2 separate regions of the Homo sapiens genome follow, and region 1 is linked to region 2. Evidence: chromatin loops called from intact Hi-C (ENCODE). Cell type or tissue: A673. All regions are shown on one strand. Links, peaks and the distances in the headings refer to the core of each region. The heading gives the core; the rest is flanking DNA. Region 1 overlaps BCL2 (BCL2 apoptosis regulator). Region 2 overlaps KDSR-DT (KDSR divergent transcript).

What was found. Hi-C counts contacts between places; a loop is a spot of excess contacts. Peaks named below come from ENCODE experiments on the same cell type or tissue, not always from the same donor. Only the 100,000 strongest peaks of a DNase experiment are listed, where the experiment ranks them.
Region 1: a loop joins it to region 2, with 14 times the contacts of the local background. A loop is called at or near these places in 2 of 110 quality-filtered maps.

Annotation. Positions count from the first base shown.
Region 1 is chr18:63,125,913-63,137,519 of GRCh38, forward strand. It overlaps BCL2 (BCL2 apoptosis regulator), which reads right to left. Exons shown (of 3, transcript NM_000633.3): 3 at 1-2,847. The coding sequence ends at 2,713. Among named protein-coding and RNA genes, the nearest start is that of BCL2, 190 kb to the right of the region's middle. In A673, for the core only: a CTCF peak has its summit at 5,363 (motif pointing right); DNase peaks (open chromatin) are centred at 2,859, 4,449 and 5,399; H3K27ac peaks cover 1,913 bases.
Region 2 is chr18:63,371,797-63,383,403 of GRCh38, forward strand. KDSR-DT (KDSR divergent transcript) reads left to right here. Exons shown (of 2, transcript NR_186602.1): 2 at 9,581-9,833. Among named protein-coding and RNA genes, the nearest start is that of KDSR-DT, 10 kb to the left of the region's middle. In A673, for the core only: no CTCF peak of the experiment used is centred there; DNase peaks (open chromatin) are centred at 4,955, 5,635, 5,955 and 7,791; H3K27ac peaks cover 7,625 bases.

The sequences.
Region 1 (11,607 bases), core at 1,732-9,731, 250 kb before region 2:
AATATATATACATTTTTCAAATACTCTGTGAATCCCGTTTGAACAACAACAAAAGACAAAACAGGCTTTATATTAAAAACGTCCACGTTCTTCATTGTTACTTCTAAAGCAGCTTGGAGGATCTTACCACGTGGAGCATACTGCAAACTGACTCCATTAAAATGATTTTGGCAGGATAGCAGCACAGGATTGGATATTCCATATTCATCACTTTGACAATGTAAACCTTTCATAAAATAATATTTTGCTTAAAAATTAGAATCATTCAAAGGTCTGATCATTCTGTTCCCTGAGGCCCGCCGGGGAGGTCTGGCTTCATACCACAGGTTTCCTGCTTTCTTGGTGGAGCGTAAGCACCACTGCATTTCAGGAAGACCCTGAAGGACAGCCATGAGAAAGCCCCCGCGGAAGGAGGGCAGGAGGGCTCTGGGTGGGTCTGTGTTGAAACAGGCCACGTAAAGCAACTCTCTAAAGGTCAAACCACCATAGATTTGAATCTGCTGGTCATTTGCCATCTGGATTTTTAACTGAATGAATCTCATGGGTTTAACCAAACATGCATGTAATCCTGAATACCATGAATTAAATGCGGAATTGCCCAGGGACGAGGAAACCTTCAAGAAACAAGGTCAAAGGGACAACAGATATAACTGTCACAATAAACAATTCTGTTGACGTGGAAATGCACATGACTTGGTTGAAACAAAGCTCCTCAGTGGCCAGTGACATCCAGGTTTTTCTTAGGTAGCTGAGACTCAGGGCTTATCTCACCTTCTCAGAATGCTTTTGAAGAATCAAGAGATAAAAATCTCAAACAGAAAACGATCACCTTTGCTCACAAATAGTGTATAGGCCATAACTAAATACAATTAAAAACAAAAAAACGCTGAGATGCATGTATTTTTTTAAAGCAGCTTTCGAAATATCAACCACAGCATTAAACATTGAACAGAGTACATTCCAAAGTTAATACAGATAAATGGTATATAATGCAATAATGCCACAGAGTTATTCCATCAATGTTTCAAGGCTGATTCTAAACTGGAAGAAAAAAAAATTTCCTAGTTTATTTGCTGAAGATGTCACTTCTTTTGTTACTTCTTTATAGTTCCCCACCATTGATTTTTTTTTTAATGCCCCAGGATGTACAGATAACCCCCATATTCCACACCTGGAACTTTTTTTTTGTCAGGTTTTCAAATAAAACCAAACTACAGTGACAAGATAATGTTTTACATGTAATTCCATAGACAGGGGTCAATTAATCCATGACACCTCACTTCAATGCTTCTTTTAGGATTTGTGACCCTCTCCAAAGTCATTTAAAGCCTTGCTTTAAACTCACAGGTGGGCCAAGGCCACACAGCCAACGTGCCATGTGCTACAGCCAAAATGGGCCGTGGCCATTGCCTCTCCTCACGTTCCCAGCCTTCACCATGTCCTTCTGATAGGAAGGGCCCAGGGCCTCTGTTCCTTCCCTCTACAGTGATACATGTCTTAAGAAGGGTCGTGGCTCCCATGCTCCACGTGAAAACGGGCCTACCTGGAGGGCCCCAGGGTGACAGGCCCAGCCACACCCCTCTACTGCTCTTTCTTGACAGTGGAATTCTGAGCTCCATCAGCTTCCAGACATTCGGAGACCACACTGCCCTGTTGATCATCCCTGGAGGAGGCCAGTGAGGGCCCCGGCTCAGTTCCAGGACCAGGCCTCCAAGCTGGGACACAGGCAGGTTCTGCGGACTTCGGTCTCCTAAAAGCAGGCACTTGTGGCGGCCTGATGCTCTGGGTAACTCTAGCCTTCCTGATGCGGAAGTCACCGAAATGTTCACTTCCTCAAGTTCCAGAGGATTCTGTTTCTTACTCAGACAGAGCCAGTATTGGGAGTTGGGGGGTGCGTATCCAAAATATATGAATATACACAATCAGGGCTTAAGGTACTGGATGATATTGTATAAATTGCTAAAATGCTTTTCTCGGCACAATTGGTAGCTTAAAAAAATACTTTCCTATGATTTAAGGGCATTTTTCCCATCGCTGTCCTTCGGCGTGGAAATCTCAGTGGGTACTAGGTCCATCTGAAGTTCCCAACTCTTTTCCTCCCACCAGGTATGCATCATGTGAGTCATATGCAAAGAGTCTCTTCTTCAGGCCAGGGAGGCATGGACTTCCCCCCACAGGAACCCTCCCTCTGTTAATATCACAGCCCCCAGGGCAAAGAAATGCAAGTGAATGAACACCTTCTCCCCAGCCTCCAGCAGCCAGAAAGCCAGCTTCCCCAATGATCAGGTCCTTTTTCCATCCGTCTGCTCTTCAGATGGTGATCCGGCCAACAACATGGAAAGCGAATCTATGTTTACAGGCACAGAACATCCAGGTGGAGCCACACGAAGCGGTGCTTGGCAATTAGTGGTCGGATTTCCAAAGACAGGAGTTTTGATGGGACTGTCTTAAATAAATAAATCTTTTTTTCTTAATAATGTAAAAAATAAATGATATTTCCCTTTGGCAGTAAATAGCTGATTCGACGTTTTGCCTGAAGACTGTTAATTGTTGTGTGTGTGTGTGTCTGTCTGTGTGTGTGATGTTTATATGTGTGTTATTTTTTCTTAAACAGCCTGCAGCTTTGTTTCATGGTACATCACTGACAATGCATATTATTTCTACTGCTTTAGTGAACCTTTTGCATATTTGTTTGGGGCAGGCATGTTGACTTCACTTGTGGCCCAGATAGGCACCCAGGGTGATGCAAGCTCCCACCAGGGCCAAACTGAGCAGAGTCTTCAGAGACAGCCAGGAGAAATCAAACAGAGGCCGCATGCTGGGGCCGTACAGTTCCACAAAGGCATCCTGCAGTTGGGGGAGAGGAGGGAAGAAAAAGAAAGAGTATTAGAGAGAGAGCAGAGAATGCCACCCCACAGAGAAAGAGGCATCCTGCCAGGGCAGCCTGGGCACCTTCAGAAGGGTGAGAGGGGAAAAGGCAAATGCTCTTTGGAGGCCATGATTCAGAAACCACTGTTTTCATTAATTCAAGGCATATTTATTGAGACCCTCTTTACGTGCCAGCCATCTTAGAGATACAGCAGTGCATAAAATAGACTAAAAGTTCCTACTTCACGAAGCTTCCATTGAGTGGAACAGTATAGACAGCAATCAATATAAATTATCACATGGTGTAGGAGAGAGTGCTAAGGGCCGAGGAGAAAAACAGCAGAGGCAGTTAGAAAATATTAGAGGTTTTGCAATTTTAGCTAGCATGCCCATCCATAAAAGTAATAAAATCTAGCAATGATGATGACCGTCACACTCCTCGATTGAGTGTTGACATCTTATCAAATGTCTGACATGCATTATTTTAGTCTTTGTACCAAACTTTTTCTTTCTTTTTTTTTTTTTAGAGACAAGAGTCTTGCTCTGTTGCCCAGGCTGCAGTGCAGTGGTGCAATCATGACCCACTGCAGCCTCGAACTGTTGGACTCAAGAGTGATCCTCCTGCCTCCGCCTCCTGAGTACCTAGGATTACCATGCTTGGCTAATTTTTAAATTTTTTGTAGAGATAGGGTCTTACTATACTTTCCAGGCTGGTCTTGAACTCCTGGGCTCAAGTGAGTCTCCTGCCTCAGCCTCCCAAAGTTCTGGGATTAAAGGCATGCGCTTTCTCATCCAGCTAATTCTTTGTACCAATCTTATGAAGTTATTTTATTTGTTTCTGTTCTGAAGATGAAAAAGCTGAGAATCGCAGGGAATAAGAGACTTTTTAACAAGTGGCAGAGCCAGGCTTTGAACCCAGATAGAAACCAGCACCCTTCTCTCTGCTGATGCCCTGGCGTGGCTAACGGCAGCTCTATGAGAGCATTTGGTCAGTCAAGGGCTCAGTCAGTGGAGGGGCCAAGGGCGGCCTTGACTGGTGCAGTGCCAACCTCTAAGGTCAAGGTTCTCCTGGGGAAAGGGAGCTGTCAGGGGGTTTCTCTTGGGGGTGGCTAGACTGGACGACCACAACTCTGCATTTACTCAAATTGTGGATCTCACAAGGCAGGAGATCAGGGGTGTGTCACTGGATGTGCAGGTCCCTGAGAGACAAAAAGTGTCTCCCTTCCATTCCTATCTCTCCATCTCAAGTCGGGTCTGTAGTGTGTTGTAGCAAAGTCTACCCTCTGGATGGGCTTGGATTGAGCAAATCACCAATTGCTCATTTCCTAGATTTTGGGGAGATTATGTTTCACATTTGGGTCCAATGAGTATTTGGACAACTTTCTGAATGAATATTTGAATATATAAATCAGTAAATGAATTCTTTTTACTTCTGATTTATTCAGGATGAAGAAGAAAACAAGAATAGTTTCACATTATTCCCAACAACCCTGACTCAAAGCACACAGTTTTATTACAGGAAACAGTAACATACCATGACCCTGGACATCGCTGTTGGGAGGGGCTCCAACAGTGCACAGAGGGGTTCCCTTTCTCTGGGGCAAGGGCTGTAGCAGTGGGACCAGGGATTCTCTTTGTCTCCCTCATGCTGGGCATGGTTGTGGTGCACTATAGGTGCGTAGTAAATGTTTGTTCACTTAAGCTTTCTGAATACAATCATTGGTCTTTGGCTTAATGCTTTACCCAAATGCTTATGAATCTGTTTGAAATTACTCCTTCTATATGTAACAGCCTCTGAGAATCCTGAGGTAGTCTTGATGAGGATTTAAAGCATTGTTAGGGTAACTTTCCACATTATTAAATATAGATTTATACAATTATTTTCATGATATATAAAATGTGCCATACTTTAAAAAATTCATGTTTATAGTGTTTAAAACTTTTGCTATTATAAACAATATCATGATATATTTTTGTATATAAATTCTTGTCTATTTGTTCAGTTGCTTTTTTGAAACAAACTCCTAGAAGTGACCTCAGTTAACCAGTCATCAATATTGCTTCCAGACATCATGAAGGGCTTGCCTTGAGCCATCCTCACATTCTCATGGATTGCCCTCCAACCAATGCCACCTTTTACAAAAGGCAGGCAAGAATTTAGGGCGAGGGTCACACTGAGAGTGATCCTGTCCCCCAGGGGACATTTGGCAATGTTTGGAAGCATTTTTAGTGGTCATGATTTGGGGTGAGGGTGCTACTGGTATCTAGTGGGCAGAGGCCGCGGATGCTGTTCAACATCCCACAATGCACAGGGCAGCCCCCCAATGCTAACAGGGCCGAGGCTGAGAAACTCTGGTTTATAAGATGCTCTGTAATCACAGACCATAGAAGAACAGATGACCCATCCTGTGTGTCAACAGCATTGGTCAAATCAGCACAATCAGCTAGCCCAGACCAGCGACTGCTAACCCAGTGGGCCTTCTGCATCTTTGGAGGTCCTTGGTTAACTTTTACCAGGAGAGGGCGCAAGGGCTTTCTTCTTCTTTTTAAATATCTATTGTTAAACATTTCTAAATTTCAGTGTTAGAAAAGCGAGGCAATAGACGTACATAAAATGTGTGTTTAGTGCTCTTAGCACAGAGCTAAGGCACAATCATGATTGTCTGCCAAGATGCACACCCCTCTCCATATAAGCAGGGATCAGTGGGGCAGGAAGGAGTCAGGACTTCTCCACAAGCCAGAACTCTGCCTCTTCCAGGGAGCAACCCAAGACATCACAGACACGGCTGCAAATGTCAACTAGTCCTCCCATCCATGCTTCTCTCTCTGAGGGATGGGTAGGCTGAAACCCCCAATAGCCCAGCCAAAAGACACCCCAAATTTGTCAGGGCACTGGCAATAGGTTGTCTGCAATTTGGCTTGACATTGAGAAGGTCAGTGGCCGGGCTCTGAATCCCTTTAGTAATCAACAGAGTTTTGTGTGGCAAAATCTGAACCAGACTAAGCCCCTGATCATTTGTCCTGTCTGGACCTGAAGCCATCCTGGGAAACCGGAGGATGCAGGGACATACTCCAGCTGGCATTTTCTCCCAGTTGGTCTGGCACACAGTGCTGGAGAGCAGAAGAAATGCTGTCCCAAATATCCCCACCTCCTCAGAGCTGGAATAATTCCCTCTCACCACCCTCACCCCCACACAAATAACAGTGCTTCTCATGAACCTAACAGGCCATTTCTGATATGCATTACGTAGAACAATGTCATTTCTAGAGTGAGATGAGCTAAACTAGCAGCTCTTGGCCCAAAGCCTCAGCATAGAGATGCTGTTGCCATCCCAGGGGGCTGAGAAGGGCATGGGACTTGGAGGAGGAGTGTGGGTGAACCCTGGCTTTGATATTTTATTAGTTTATAACCTTCAGCAGATAACCCAGCCCCGAGCCTCATTTACTTCATCCATAGCCATAAAATTCATTATTGTGAAGATTAACGTAGGTCACTCAAAGCCATTTGTAAATTGGATACAGAAAGTGAGCTCGTGGCAGAACAAACACCTTGCTCTTGTCTGTCCTCTTGCAGACCTGCTCCGCACCTACTCAACCTGCCCTTCCCCCAAGAAGTTCTGCTGAGCCTGCCGTTTTGCAGAAGCAATTTCCTCTCTTAGCTTTCTGATCTGAGGATAGTCCGTAATTTCTATAGGAATTATGAATTAAAATGTATACATCCCGTGTTCTGGTCAAAGATGGGAAGTGATAATACAATGCCTACCTATCTGTCCTTCTTTACACATTATTAGAGTGTAGGGCTAGAGGGCAAGTCATTTAACCCCCTGGAGGTTGGAGCTGGCCTCTAAACTTTGCCCTTCTACAATTCCAAAGTGCAAAGGAGACCCTGCGGCTTCGGGACTAAAATGACCTGAAAGCTTCTTTCGTAGAAAGTCTTCCTGATTTTTCAAACATCCTGATTGGGGCGATTTCCGAAGTCTGTTTGAACAGTCTGTCATTATTTGTTTGAGTTTGAAAGCTGTTTTAAATAAACACATGCTCATTTTATGTATTAAAAGCAACAAAGAGGGAAAAAGAAAACCTGGGTCGTCATGTGATTCGGACAAAATCCCAGTCTATATATTTAGGAAGCTCTGTGTCCCTTGCTCATGTCAGGACTGGCAAGGGCTTACCCGACTTCACGGATCACAGGTTCACACGGAAAGGCTGGCACCGGCTCCTCCTATGAGGAGGAGATGGGCAGGGCCTCAGCTCTGGTGGCTCTGTCCACAGTGGCTTCCCCATAAATTTCCAATTCAGAGGCCACAGAGGATCTGAGTTCCACCCAGGGCTGGCCCAAGGGGACAGGATGGCTAAACTCCCAGCCGCAGCCTTGCTGCAGGTTTGGAACCAGGCCAGGTAGGTGTGGACGGGAACAGACCAGGGTCAAGACTCCTAAACTCAGCAAAGGTGTCCTCACCCCTCCGGGCCATGGAGCACTCCCACCTGGGAGGCAGCCATCCTCCAACATTTTCCTTTTCCGTTCAGAACCTTCAAGAATTTTTTTTTTTTTTTTTTTTTGAGATGGAGCCACTGTCACTCAGGCTGGAGTGCAGTGGCTCCCAGGTTCAAGCAATTCTTCTGCCTCAGCCTCCCGTGTAACTGGGACTACAGGTACCCTCTACTACGCCCGGCTAATTTTTGTATTTTTAGTAGAGAAAGGGTTTCATGTTGGCCAGGCTGGATTCAAACTCCTGGCCTCAAGTGATCCTCCCACCTTGGCCTCCCAAAGTGCTGGGATTACAGGCATGAGCCACCACCCCTGGTCCACTTCGAGAAATTTCACGTAAACCTAAAATGAGAATTTTTTTTAAAAAAGGTCAGATTGTCAAGAATGGAAGAGAAGGTTAATTCTAAGTGCTGAAAAGAATGGCATGCGGTTGGGGATATGGGCGGGGGTCCCAAAATAACCCTTATGCCCAGGTAAAGGTAAACATGGAGACCTTTTGAATTTGGTAATGCATATCAAAAGGCTTTTAAAAAGCTTTTGTTAGTAATTTCACTTCCAGTTATTTATTTTGGAAAAATAATAAAGTGCACAGATTATGTATAATAGCATAAACCTGGAAACAAATGTCTGAAAATAGATGACTGACAGCGCGTCCACATGATGGAGTGCTGTTCAGCATTAAAAGTCATACCCTATAGTTATTGGCAAGAAATTGTGTTCCTAAGGTCATATTGAGTAAAGCAGGACAAAACGGTCAGCAAAACACGATTCCACTTCTGTAAAAACCTAACATATACATGTGCGCGTTTACAAACAGAAAAAAATAATATAAAGGAAAACGCAAAGATGTTAACAGTGATTATCGTTGAAGGCAGAAGTAGGCATGAGGACATGGCATTTAAGAGGCTATTCTGATTTTTTTCCTTAGCTGTCTTTTCTAATTCAATACAAACATGTATATTACTATTTATGAAATATATTTCAATATATACTACATAGAATAATGTTACATTCTAAGTGCTTACTTAATCTGAAAAAAATCCAGACTCCATAATTTGACAGACAAAAATGCTGGGAGATGATGTCTAGTAGTGGGGAGACATGGGCTCCCAGGCAGCAGCCATGACCTAGAACCATGCAACAGGCCCCCGGTTAAGTGAGGGCCTCCTTAGACCCTGGCCCAGAAGAACTCTCATGAGCTCTGCCCCTCAGACCAATGCCTGCAATAAGAGGTTCAGGCCCCGAGCTCAGTGTGTGTTCTCAGCTCTCTATATACTGGGGAAATTTAATATGGCTTGGCTGGCTATAAGCAAATTCGAAATTCAGCTACATTCCACAGTCTTTGAGCTGACTATGCATGCAGACGTTATACAATCGAAGGGAATTCTAAGGGAGAAAAGCCACCCTGTCCCCAAAGAGCTTACACTCTAGAGAGAGGTAATGCCTCTATGTGCACATTTGAACTAAACTAAATCAATGGGTGCCGCCATTTTGTTCCTGCAGACTGCAGAGTCTCATCGGCAGTAAGAAGAAAGTAAAAAGAAAATCAGACCATGCCAATGGGAAATCAAACACAGCTATCGAATGACTTTGATATTTTCTATTTTTCATGAGTTTATAATTTTGTCTCCATGGGGACCTCTGGGGATCTCTTCTCTCATGACAACTTTAGGGTTAGGAAGAAAAAAGGAAAGGGAGAATCACTGTAACAGAAAACTCTGGGCTGGAAGGAACCTCAAAGTATGTTCAGATTCCCTGAATTGGTTTAATAATGTCTAATAAAGATATTAGCTCTTTTTTTAAATAGGTGAGGTGAGTGAAACTTTGACAGGTAAAGCAAATTCCTTACAGTGTGTATTCATAAGGAAATTCGTGGTGGACAGGAGCGTGAAGGCTGGGTTTCACCTGCCTCCTGCATGTCACTGGTTAGAATGCTGGCAAGCAGCTGGTTCTTCTCTCTACCCAGGGAACCTCCTCCCTGCCTCCCTCAACTTGCTTCCTCCCATCCCGACCTTCCTCTCTGCCCCAACTTGGACTCCAGCCCAAAACAAGTCTCATCTGGGCTTCCAAGTGGTGCTGAAGAAAGTTACCCAACCTTGCAGGCAGGTGCTGCTGGAAATTCATGGTCTCTAAACTCAGTGAGTTCTGACACCACCTAGCAATTCTTTATTCTTTGTCAGATCTTTTCTGTTCCTTTTGATGACTGTTCCCAACAGCCACCACTTGTCTCACACATCTTCCTCACCTTTTGGCAGTGAACACTGCCTTTTACTTCTCTGAGAAAACTGGGATCATTGGGCAAGAATTACCACAGCTTTCCACCCTGGCCCATGCACAAATGTCCATTTCTGCCTGTCCTTCCCTGCTCCTCTCCACACTTCACCCTGATTCCACCATCTCCCATTGCTTCAGGAACCTTCCTCCGTCAATTGTCCCTGCTCTCAATTACAATTTCAATCGCATCCTTCCTTTCTGACCTCAGGTATCCTCAAAATGTCTGTGCTGATGCGTGCTCCACCCTAACCATTATCTTCTCTGTCTCTGCCCTCCTAGAAAAGCTGCCAAGCCACACTCATTGGCTCACTTCCCACCCACATTTGAACCCATTCAGTCTGGCTTCTTCCTATACTGTGCCTCTGAAACCACCCCCACAGAGACCACCAATACCCTCCATGTGGCTAAATTCACTGGGTGTGAGGTTGTATCTTAGTAGGTGCTCTGATGCCCCGGACACCAAGACCACTGAGGGTCTTCCGTGACTCTGCTCCCTTTGGGCTACCTCCTTCCTCCTGAAGAATTTCCTCTCTGTCTCCCTCAGGGGCACCTCCTCCCTGGCCTATTCTGATAAGTTCTCGATGCTGCCCATCAGGCTTCTGTCTGGACATTTTCTTTTCTCTCTTTGACCAATCTCTTTCACTCTCTTGGTCTTATATACCACCCCTATGATAATGTTCCTAACATCTTTATATCCAGTCTCACTTTCTCCCCTAACTGGCAAATACTTATTCCAATTGCTTTCTAAGACATCCCCTAGGGAGTTCGATCAACCTGCCCCAAACTCAAGCTATCATCACTCCCTCCATCAAGCCTCCCTCTCTTCCTGTCTTCAACCTGGCTATGGCATCAAGTAAACCTACAGCCTCAGAGTCTCCTAGATGTTTTTCTCTTCCTCATGCCCCATATTCATTCAACAGTAAATCCCATGGCCATAGGTTAGACTCCCTTAGAAACAGACCCTAAGACAAAGATTTGAGTGCAAGTGGTTTATTTGGGAGATGATGCTAGGAACTCTAAGGGGAGCAGGGAAGGGAGAGAAAAAAAGGAAAAGACTCATGCATGAGTTACCTCATCAAGCAAGTTATTGCTACCGGCAAACAGAGCTTACTCCTGCCAGGGAAATCTGAGGGCCGGTGTAGACCATGCATCTCTTGTTAACCCACTGAGGGACTAGGGAGCTGGGGTATTTATACACCAACTCCTGCTATTCATTGGTTGAAGGTTGCTCCTATGGAATGTCAATACCCCAGCACTCCTAGCTGGCCATGTCACAGGTGAAGTACCAATCAAGGAAATAGATACAGATGCCACATCTCTTATAGCTGGAGGTGAAGTTAGTGAGCACTGAAGTGGTAAAGGCCAGGGGACAGGACAGAACAGGGCAGTAGATGCACTGCCAATTTTACCACCTGAACACTTCTCTCTCCCTTTACCTTCTCTCCCCAGGATCACTGCTGTGATTTCCAGTCTGATCTCTCTGCCTCTGTCTGAGTCTTGTGCTTTGCCTGTAAATCTCTTCTGTGTACTGCAGCCAGAGTGATCCATTCAGAATCAAATCTGTTGCTTCCATGCTTAAGTCTAAGGTTCCCAATGCTCTGGCTCCAACCTAGTTCTCCTGCTCAGCTTGTCACTCTTAAGTCAACTTTGGTTCATTCAGAGATTCAGCTCAATCATTTTCTGCAAGCAACTTTCTCCAAATCCCTAGGTTGAGCTAAATAATCCTCGGCTGTTCCCTGTTCACAGTATTATACGAAGATCATCTGTTTACATGTCTGCCTTCCCCATTCAACTATTAGCACCTGGAGGTGCAGGACCATGTTTTATTTATCTTTGGATCCCTGGAGCATGTGTCTGTCATACGTTAGGAACTCAGCAAATGTTTGTGGAGCTGAAACAAACTGATTTGTTTTACTATATGGCAGATTTTTCAAACATCCTAATAGATAATATTTTTTTAAAAGGGGAGTATTCAG
Region 2 (11,607 bases), core at 1,790-9,789:
CAAAGCTAAGAAACTTGCTCTCATCATTCTCATTCAACAGTCCTAGAAGTTCTAGATCAATAAGGCAAGAAATAATAAGGCTAGAAAAGGAAGTAAACATCATACAGATCAGAAAGTAATAAGTAAAACGACTCCTACTTGCAGATGGCATGATTGATTATGCAGAAAATCCCTAAGAATCTTGAAAAAAGAAAAACACCTAGTAGAATTTAAGCATCTCCAGAAAATTTGCATAATACAAAAATAAAAGAATATACAAAAATAAAATGCATTTTTATATACTAGCCATGAACTTGTGGACACTACAATTAAAAATATGATTTCATTTATAATTTCTGAAAGAAATGAAATAGGTGTAATCTAACAAAACATGTACAGGACTTGCATGTTGAAAACTGTGCAATGCTGATGAAAGAAATCAAAGATCTAAATAAACTGACATACTATGTTCATGAATTAGAAGACTCTGTATAATAAAGATGTCAATTTTTTTCCAAACTGATATATTATTTTAATGCACTGCCTATTCAAACTATAGCAATATTTTTGTAAACATAGACAAGATTACTATAAAATTTATATGTAAAGGCAAAGAAATTAAAATAGTGAAAACATTTTTTAAAAGCAGAATAAAGTGGAAGTAATCAATCTACCTGCTTTCACGACTGATTATATAGCTACAGCAATGAAAACTGTGTGGTACTGGCGGAAAGGCAGACACATAGATCAACAGGCCCCAAAAATAAACCCACAAAAATACACCTAACTGATTTTTGACAAAAGTGCAAAAGCAATTTAATGGAGGAAAGATACCCTTTTCAAGAAATGGGACTGCCAGGCTAGGCATGGTGGTTCATGCCTGTAATCCCAGCTCTTTGGGAGGCCGAGGTGGGTAGATCACCTGAGGTCAGGAGTTCGAGACCAGCCTGGCCAACATGGTGAAACCCCATATCTACTAAAAATAAAAAAATTAGCTGGGCATGGTTGTGAGAGCCTGTAATCCCAGCTACTCGGGAAGCCAAGGCATGAGAAACACTTGATCCCAGGAGGTGGAGGTTTCAGTGAGCCAACATCACACCATCGCACTCCAGCCTGGGCAAAAAGAGGGAAACTCTGTCTCAAAAAAAAAAAAAGAAAAGAAAAGAAAAAAAGAAATGGGACTGCCACAACTGGACGTCCATAGACAAAGAAAAACAAACAAATAGAAAAAAAATACCTCAACCAAAAGTTTATACCATCTGCAAAACTTAAGAAAGGGTGATGGCTAATTTTGTGTGTCAACTTCATTGAGCCATGTGGTGCCCTGATATTCAGTCAAACATTATTCTGGGTGTTTCTGTGAGGGTATTTTGGATGAGATTTATCATTTAACCTAGAAGACTGAGTAAAGCAGATTGTACCTCCTACTGTGGGTGGACCTCATCCAGTCAGTTGAAGGCCTGAATAGAACAAAAAGGAAGATCCTTCCTTTCATAAGAGAGAATTCTTCCTGTCTGATGATCTTTAGACTAGGACATTGGCTTTTTCCTCTGCCTTTGGCTTGAACTGAAACATTAGCTCTCCTGGGTCTCTAGCTTGCCAACTCGCCCTGCAAATCTTGGGATTTTCCAGCCTCTATAATTGCATAAGCCAATTTCTTATAATAAATCTCTTTGCTTATGTATACATCCTATTCATTCTATTTCTCAGGAGTACCCTAAATAATACAGAGAGGATCATGGACTTAAATCTAAAACTATAAAATGTTAGGAAAAACACACTTTGAGAGCTAGGATTAGATAAAGACTTCCTAGATTTGGCACCAAAAGCACAGTCCCTAAAAGAAAAATTGATAAATTGGGCTTCATCAAAATTTAACATTTTGACTCTGCAAAATACCCTGACAAAAGGAAAAAAAGGTAACCTGCAGATTGGGAGAAAATATTTGCAAACCACATATCTGACAAAGGACTAGTATCCAGGATATGCAAATAATTCTCAAAACTCAACAATAAAAAAATTGAAACCTTCAGGTGCAAAGGCTCATGCCTGTAATCCCAGCACTTTGAGAGGCAGAGGCGGTGGACCACATGAAGTCAGGAGTTCGAGACCAGCCTGGCCAACATGGTGAAACCCCATCTCTACTAGAGATACACAAAAAACTAGCCGGGCATGGTGGTGGGTGCCTGTAATGCCAGCTCCTCAGGAGGCTGAGGCAGGAGAATCTGGGAGGTAGAGGTTGCAGTGAGCTGAGAATCACACCATTGCACTCCAGCCTGGGCAACAAGAGTGAAACTCCATCTCAATAATAATAATAATAAAACCAATTATAACATGGGAAATTTACATGAGATATTTCCATGAGGAAGACACACAGATAGGAAATAAACACATGAAGAAATATGTCCAACATCATCTGCCATTAGAGAAATACAAATTAAAACCACAATGGTCTGGGTGCAGTGCCTCACGCTTGTAATCCCAGCACTTTTGGAGGCCAAGGCACGTGAATCACCTGAAATCAAGAGTTTGAGACCAGCCTGGCCAACATGGTGAAAACCCGTCTCTACTAAAAATACAAAAATTAGCCGGGCATGGTGGCATGCCCTTGTAATCCCAGCAACTCAGAAGGGTGAGGCAGAAGAATCACTTGAACCCAGGAGGCAGAGGTTGCAGTGAGCTGAGATCACGCCACTGCACTTCATCCTGGGTGACAGAGTGAGACCTTATCTCAAAAAATATATATAAAATAAAACCACAATGATATATCAGTATATGTTGATAAAAATGGCTAAAACAAAAAATAGTGACAACACCAAATGTTGGTGAGGATGTGGAGAAACTAGATTACTCATACATTGCTGATGGGAATGTAAAAAATGGCACAGCCTTTCTGGAAAACAGTCTGGCAGTTTGTTGAAAAAAAGAAAAGCAAAAACTGAGCCTGCAACTACTATGTGACCCAGCAATCACATTCCTGGGCATTTATCCCAGAGAAATGAAGACTTATGTTCACACAAAAACATGTATATAAATGTTTATAGCAACTTCATCCAAAATAGTAAAAAACTGGAAGCAATTCAGATGTCCTTCAACAAGTGAATGGTTAAACAAACTGTGGTACATATGTACCGTGGAACTCAACAATACTCAACAGTACCATGCTACTTGACAATAAAAAAGAATGGATGGCAGAGTACAGTGGCTCATGCCTGTAATCCCAGCACTTTGGGGGACCAAGTCAGGCAGATAACTTGAGTCCAGGAGTTTGAGACCAACCTGGGCAACATGGCAAAACACCGTCTCTACAAAAATACAAAAATTAGCTGGACGTGGTGGCATGTGCCTGTAGTCCCAGCTACTCAGGAGGCTGAGGCATGAGAATAGCTTGAACCCAGGAGGTGGAGGCTGCAGGGAGCCAAGATTGTGCCACCGCACTCCAGCCTGGGCAACAGAGCAAAACCCTGTCTCAAAAAAAAAAAAAAAAAAAAAAAAGGATTATTGATACACACAGCAACCAGGATGAATTATGCTAAGGGAAAAAAGTCAATCCCAAAAAGTTGACAAAAAGTCAATCCCACAGTACATGCTATGTGATTCCATTTATCTAACATTCTTGAAATGGCAATATCATAAATAAATAACAGGCTGGAGTGGTGGCTCACACCTGTAATCCCAACACTTTGGGAGGCTGAGGCGAACAGATCACTTGAGCTCAGGAGTTCAAGACCAACCTGGGCAACGTGGTGAAACCCTGCTTCTACCAAAGGTACAAAAACTTAGCCAGGCATGGTGTCCTGCATTTGTAGTCCTAGCTACTTGGAAGGCTGGAGGTGGGATAATTGCTTGGGGGTGGGCAGGGGAATGGGAGGTAGAAGTTACAGTGAGCTGAGATTGCACCACTGCACTCCAGCCTGGGTGACAGAGCAAGATTATCTCAAAAAATTTAAATTTTTTTTTTAAAAAACTAACATCATTGGCCGGGCACGGTGGCTCACACCTGTAATTCCAGCACTTTGGGAGGCCGAGGTGGATGGATCACCTGAGGTCAGGAGTTCGAGACCAGCCTGACCATGGTGAAACCCTGTCTCTACTAAAAATACAAAATTAGCTGGGAGTGGTGGTGCATGCCTGTGATCCCAGCTACTTGGGAGGCTGAGGCAGGAGACTTGCTTGAACCCAGGAGGCAGAGGTTGTAGTGAGCCAAGATTGTGCCATTGCACTCCAGCCTGGGCAACAAAAGTGAAACTCCATCTCAAACAAAACAAAACAAAAAATCAAAAACTAACATCATTTCTAGGGGTTAAGGAGGAAGTGGAACAGGAGGGAAGTAGATGTGGCTATAAAAATGGGAGCATGTGATAATAAGAATGTTCTGTATCTTGACTATATCTATGTCAATATCCTGGTTGTGATATAGTGGTATAATTTTGCAGGATGTTACCACTGGGGGAAAGTGGGTACAGGGGATCTCTGTTTTGTTCCTTACAACTACATGTGCATCTACAATTATCTTAAAGTAACAAGTTTAATAAAAACAGAGAAAATTAAAGTGAAAGAGGACAGCAGGAGAGTGGGTGGGTGAGATGCAGCAATGCAAGAAGAGGCAGGAGAGATCTTAAGCACAACTAGGACTCAACCCACCATTGCTGCTTTGAAAGTGGAGGAGGGGGCCACAAGCCAAGGAGTGTAGGTGGCCTCGAGAAAGTGGGAACACCTCTCAGCTGACAGCCAGCAAGAACATGGGACCTCAGTCCTACAACCACAAGGAATTGAATTCTGCTCACAACCTGAATGACCAAGGAAACTAATTCTCCCTAGGCTGGAGTACAGTGATGCAATCATAACCCAGGCTGGAATGCAGTGGTGTGATTACAGCTCACTGCAGCCTCAAACTCCTGGTCTCAAGCAATCCTCCCACCTCAGTTTCCTGAGTAGCTGGGACTACAGGCTTGCAACACTATCTCTGGCTGACGTCCTGATTTTAGCCCAGTGAGACCTGTACTGGACTTCTTACTGACAGAACTGTAAGATAATGCATCTGCATTGGTTTAAGCCACTAACTTTGTGGTAATTTGTTACAACAGTATTACGAAACTAATACAAGTTCTTCTTGCCTATTCAGATTCACACATACCAAAAACACAGAATGCATATAACCTAAATTCTGGCCACAACCTACTCGCCATCCATGAAAACCCTGCAAAATACAAACTCAGAAGCACTATATTGGGTGACTGGCTCTCAGCCCCTCAGAACCCAGCTGACAATGCAGGTTCTTCTTGATATTTTTATCATCCTGGTGATACTGTGTCTTACAGAAAGAATTTTTTTGGTCTCTATGGCATTATACCCAAATTTTCCTGTATTGGTCAACCTGATGCAGTTCATCAGCAATGTCTTTTTTTCTAAAAGTTCCTCACTCTACCTTCTGCCTTGTGAGCTGGTTTATTTATCAAGATTGATTTCAAATGTGTCAGTGGCTCAGTGAGGTTTTCCCAAGCAACCTAAGAAGAGTATTTTTTCTCTAATCCACATTTTCCACATTTTAATTATAACATTTATCACATTGTATTATAAAGTAATCACATGACTTATAACTCTTTGACTCAGAAGATTCTTCCACAGTGCCTTGCTGAATTCTGGACACCTAAGTAGGTGTCCAATAATTTATTGTTAAATTGACTGATGATTTGGTCCTCAGGAAACTTGGAGTTAAATAAATGCATGGGTTATGACAAAGCAGAAATCTAAATAACTCCCTTCCTTCCTTCCTTCCTTCCTTCCTTCCTTCCTTCCTTCCTTCCTTCCTTCCTTCCTTCCTTCCTCCTTCCCCCCTTCCTTCCTTCCTTCCTTCTGTTCATTCCAGGTCTTTAGATAATAACTCTTTCAACCAATTGCCTATCAGAAAATCTTGGAATCTGCCTATGACCTCCCAGTTTCCAGTTGTTCCACCTTTCTGGACCAAACCAATGTACATCTTACACGTATTGATTGATGTCTCATGTCTCCCTAAGATGTATAAACCAAGCTGCAGCCCAACCACCATGGGCATATGTTCTCAGGATCTCCCGGGGCTGTGTCATGGGCCATTGTTCACTCATATTTGGCTCAGTATAAATCTCTTCAAATGTTTTAGAATTTGACTCTTTTGGTTGACATGAAAAAGTTGAAAGCAGGAAATAAACAATAAGAACCATTAAGCTAATTTCTAATCTTATCTGATAATTTTTTTTAAATATTTTTTGTATCTTGTTGAAACCATTAAAAAGATATTTTGGATTACCTTAGAATAGCAATATTGGCATTCTTACTCTTCTTACATTCTTAAAAATGAACAAAATATAGAAAATTAAATTAAAAACACTTTTTTTTGAGATGGAGTCTCTATCTGTCACCCAGGCTAGGGTGTGGCATGATCTCAGCTCACTGTAACCTCCGCCTCCTGGGTTCAAGCGACTCTCCTGCCTCAGCCTCCCGAGTAGCTGGGATTACAAGCATGTGCCCCCATGCCTGGCTAATTTTTGTATTTTTAGTAGAGATGGGTTTCATATGTTGGCCAGGCTGGTCTTGAACTCCTGACCTCAGCGGATCTGCCTGCCTCAGTTTCCCAAAGTGCTAGGATTACAGGCGTGAGCCATTGTGCCCGGCCTGAAAGATACATAGTTTCTTTTTTTTCTTCTTCTTCTTTTTTTTTGAGACAGAGTTTTGCTCTTGTCACCCAGTCTGGAGTGCAATGGCACAATCTTGGCTCGCTGCAACCTCTGCCTCCTGGGTTCAAGTGATTCTCCTGCCTCAGCCTCCTGAATAGCTGGGATTACAGGCACCTGCCACCATGCCTGGGTAATTTTTGTGTTTTTAGTAGAGATGAGGTTGCACCATGTTGGCCAGGCTGGTCTCGAACTCCTGACCTCAGGTGATCTGCCTGCCTTGGCCTTCTAAAGTGCTGGGATTACAGGTGTGAGCCACCGTGCTCGACTTGAAAGGTAAGTAATTTCTTTTGAAAGGAACTGGCACAATCCTGATACAGAGGTATTATGAGAGAAAAAAAAAAAAAGAGGGGAAAGAGCGGTGAAGAGCAGAAAGACTCCTCAATAGATTTACACTCAGGGAAAAAACAAAACAAAACAAAAAATCTTTTATTTGGATACTTAAATATTTCACCATGATTTAAAACATTTGGTGAAGCAGTTATTTTATGAAGGAAGACTACAAATGCAAGGACTCAGGGAAGAATGATGAAACAACAAGAGGAGATAAAAGTTACACTGGCAGAAATCAGGAAAGAAGTAAAAGTAAAAATCATCACAGATATGAAAATGAAAGTGAACGCAGGAGGAGAATAGAGTGAAAAACACAGTAAGGAACAGAAAGGAAATAATGAGTAAAGCAAACAAAATGAAATGAAAACAAAGAATTTAAAAGACAGAAAAAAAGATAAGAAAACAGACAAAGGATGTGAGTCGACATATGTAGAATAGGAATACCTGAAGAAAAAAAACAAGACATTAGAAATATTTTTAAAAATTTCAAATACACTTTCCTAAAATACTAAAGCATTTGAACATTTATATGTGTGTGTACACACATACACATAAATAGATAGATAGATAGGTAGATAGATATGATATTTTACACCAGGGAAAACTGACTGAAAATAATCAACATTGAGTCATTCTCTAGTAAGTATTGGATTTTAAAAGAGTGAAGACTTTGGTCAGTTAGACAAAATCATCAGGTCAGTTGTCTTAAAAAGAGATCAGGCTAGTTTCAGGTTTCTCCAGAGTGACATTCAACATGAGAGAACGATGCAACATCTGTCAGATCCTCAAGGAAGGAATGTTGTGTCAAGGTTTCACGTTCAGCGAATCTGTATTTCACCCATAAAAGTTTCAGACAAATAATTTTGAACATCTAATAACCAAGGAAATCTTTTTCCCATAAGCAGTTCTTGAGGAAATTATTAAGACTACAGGATGACTCAGCCAGCCAATAGCTGACTGGGAAAAGCATAGTAAAAGAGCAATCTTTTGAAAATTGAATCTATTTAACAGTACACCAAAGCCTAAAGCAAATGTGAGATGTAGGGTAAAGAATAATATGTATGTACATGTTATATGCAAAAATAATACAAAGGGCAAATTTTGGGAGAGGAAGGAGAAAAACGTGAAAGATGTGTGGGAAGCACTGAAGATCAGTTAGTCATTGATTCTTTTTTTTTCTTTTCTTTTTTTTTTTTTTGAGACGGAGTCTCACTGTGTCGCCCTGGCTGGAGTGCAGTAGCACGATCTCCGCTCACTGCAACCTCCACCTCCCGGGTTCAAGTGATTCTCATGCTTTAGCCTCCCGAGTAGCTGGGATTACAGGCTCCCACCACCTCACTCGGCTAATTTTTATACTTTTAGTAGAGACGGGATTTCACCATGTTGGCTGGGATGGTCTCAAACTCCTGACCTCAAGTGATCCGCCCGCCTCAGCCTCCCAAAGTGCTGGGATTACAGGCTTGAACCACCACGCCCGGCAGTTAGTCATAGATTCTATCACTAGATATTTTTTAAACTGCAGAAACGATTCTTTATCCTTCAGTGTTATTTATTTAGACATGTTTGCTTCATGTAGTGTTTAAGTGCATGTGTGGGTTTTTTTTCCCCGAACCATTTCAAAGTAATTTATAGACATCATGGCACTTCCTCTGCATCCCTGTATGAGCACACTTAAGCATATGTCTTCTAAAGTGAAGGGTACAATGCACACTAACATTACCTACAATACCATTATCGCACCTAAGGCAATAACAATTCCATAATATTACCTACAATCCAGCCCATATTCATATTTCTTCAATTGCCCCCCATTTTTTTTTCTAGATGGGATTTCACCATGTTGGGCAGGCTGGTCTTGAACTCCTAGCCTCAAGTGATCCACCTGCCCTGACCACTCAAAATGCTGGGATTGCGGGCGTGAGCCACTGTGTCCAGCCCAAATTGTCTTTTATAGCTTTTTTTTTTTTCCAAACTAGGATCCAAGCAAGGTTCATATATTGCATTGAGTTATACATCTCCAACTTTTTTTAATCTAGAAGAATAGAAGAATCTTCCAACCTTTTTAGAAAAATGACATTAACTTTTTTGAAGAGACTGGGTCAGTTGTCTTGTAGAAGACCCTGCATTCTCTTCTGACTGATTGATTTCTTGTGGTGTTATTTCTCTCTCCAGTGAATTTTCTGTAACCTGGCATTAGGTCTATGGCTCAATTAGATTCAGACTACACATTTTTTTATAAGAATACTTTGTAAGTGGTTTTCATGTTGCATCCTACCAGGTGGCACATGATGTCTGGTTGCCATTGTTAGTGATACTCAATTTGATTTCCTTGGCAAGGTGGTGACAGCCATAGCTCTCCATTGTAAAGCCAGTGTTCTCCTTGGCGGTGAGCAAGTAATCTGAGAGGACACTTCTGAATGTGGGTGGGTCATCACCAACAGTTCCTCCCTTTCCTATCTGCATATGCTGGTCCTCCCATGAAGAAGTAGAATTTATTTTTCATGCCGTAAATCTTGACTGGTCTTCTAACTTGTTTATTTCTTGGTCTGGGCCTTAAGAGGCATTGAAGCTTCCGGGATTGGGAGTAAGCTGCCATGGAAAGAAACTCAGGCTGGACTACTGCATGATGAGAGATCACATCAAAGAGAACAGTCCAGCCAGCCCAACTTGAGACACCAGACATGTGATGGAGCCATCTTGGATTCCTCACCCCAGCCAACACCATGTGGAGCAGAGGCAAACCCTCTCCATGGAGTTCTGCCTGAATTGCAGACTTGTGAATAATAATAAATGGCCATTTTAAGCCGTTAAGATTTTGAGTGGTTTATTATACACTCATAGGCCATGTAAATATCATCTCACTCAATAATTTTAACATCCATCAATGATCTTTGCCTGAATCATTTCATCGGGCTTGGCAAAGGGTATTTTAAATTCTGCTGTTCCCTTCACATTTATTAGCTGGCATTCTTCTGGAGAGAAAGAGAGAGAGAGAGAGCTTTCCCTCATCATCTAGGTATCAACTGCTATTCCTCTTAAAGAGGAAGAGCAAATGTTCAATGTCTCCCATAATTCCTAGCTTTCAGACTAAGAAGTTGTGTGATATTCACCACCAGTGGTGGCAAATGAGGCTCTCCCCCTCCACTTTTTCCCCTAGTCTTTAGCTGTTCCTCTTCAATGGCTGTGCGGTGCGCTTTGCACATCTGTCCTTGATCTCAAAGTGTTGCACTATAATCATTGATTCACTTGACTGTCCTTTTAACTGGACTGTAAGTTTCTTGAGGGCAGGGACATTATAGGCTCAAGGCCAGTATATATAAAGTTCTGACATCTGGATAGATGGTACTAGATTTCTACCATACTTCTTTTAGTTTTATTTTGGACATACATTTTACATAGCTTAGATAATACTTACAATTTTTTAAATCCTGCAATTATTTTTTTAGAGGTGATCTTGATACTTTAGTTTTTATTTTATTTTACTTTATTTCATCTTTATTTTTTGAGACAGAGCCTCACCCTGTCACCCAGGCTAGAGTGCAATGGCACCATCTCAGCTCACTGCAGCCTCCGCCTCCTGGGTTCTAGCTATTCTCCTGCCTCAGCCTCCTGAGTAGCTGGGATTACAGGTGCCTGCCACCACACCTGGCCAATTTTTTTGTATCTTTAGTAGAGATGGGGTTTCACCATGTTGGCCAGGCTGATCTCGAACTCCTGACCTCGTGATCTGCCCGCCTCGGCCTCCCAAAGTGTTAGGATTACAGGCGTGAGCCACGTGCCTGGCCCATTTGATTTTTTAATCAAAAGAATAGCTGTGTGTGGACAAAAAAATAACAGTACAGTGGGCTAAGATCTAACTTCACAGTTCCCTACCCTCAAACCCTCCTCAGCCCTGATTCCACTCCCCAGGGGCAATGACTTCCAGTCTTTTTTTAGGTTTGATTCCTGTGGATGATTTTATTTTCCAAAAGTGGCCACAACAACATCTGCCAACTCAACCGCTCCTCTTACAATGTCACCTTGACATTCCTTCCAGGGATGGGGGAATCCATGTCCCCTCCCCTCAAAATTGGGTTGGCTTCTGTGAATATTGTGATCCATGGAATATGGCAGGAGAGACACTATGTGACTTCAGAGGCTAGATTGCTAAAGGTGGTACAGCTTCCATTTTGGTCCCTGGAATACTTGCTCCTGAAGTTGCAGTCATCAGTCACCATGTCAGCAGTCAGACTGCCCCGTGGCAGCCATGCTGTGTGGAAGCCCAAACATCCTACGCAGAGCAGCCACTTGGAGCAACCCCAGGTCTCCATGAAGAGGGCTATCCAGCCAGCGCCCAGTTGCATCAGCTGTCCAGCAGCTGTGGGACTGCACCTGTGCAGAGCTCTCCTAGCCAGAAGCACCTGGCCAAGCCCTTCCTGAATTCCTGACCCACAGGAACCAAGAGAAAATAATTGAAACCATGAAGTTTGGGGATGACTTCTAAAGCAGCAATTCCAAACAAATAATTTTTCTGAGTTACCTCCCTGTCTGCTTATCGTACTACATCTCAATTTACTGACCTTATACATGATTGCTTCCTACTTTG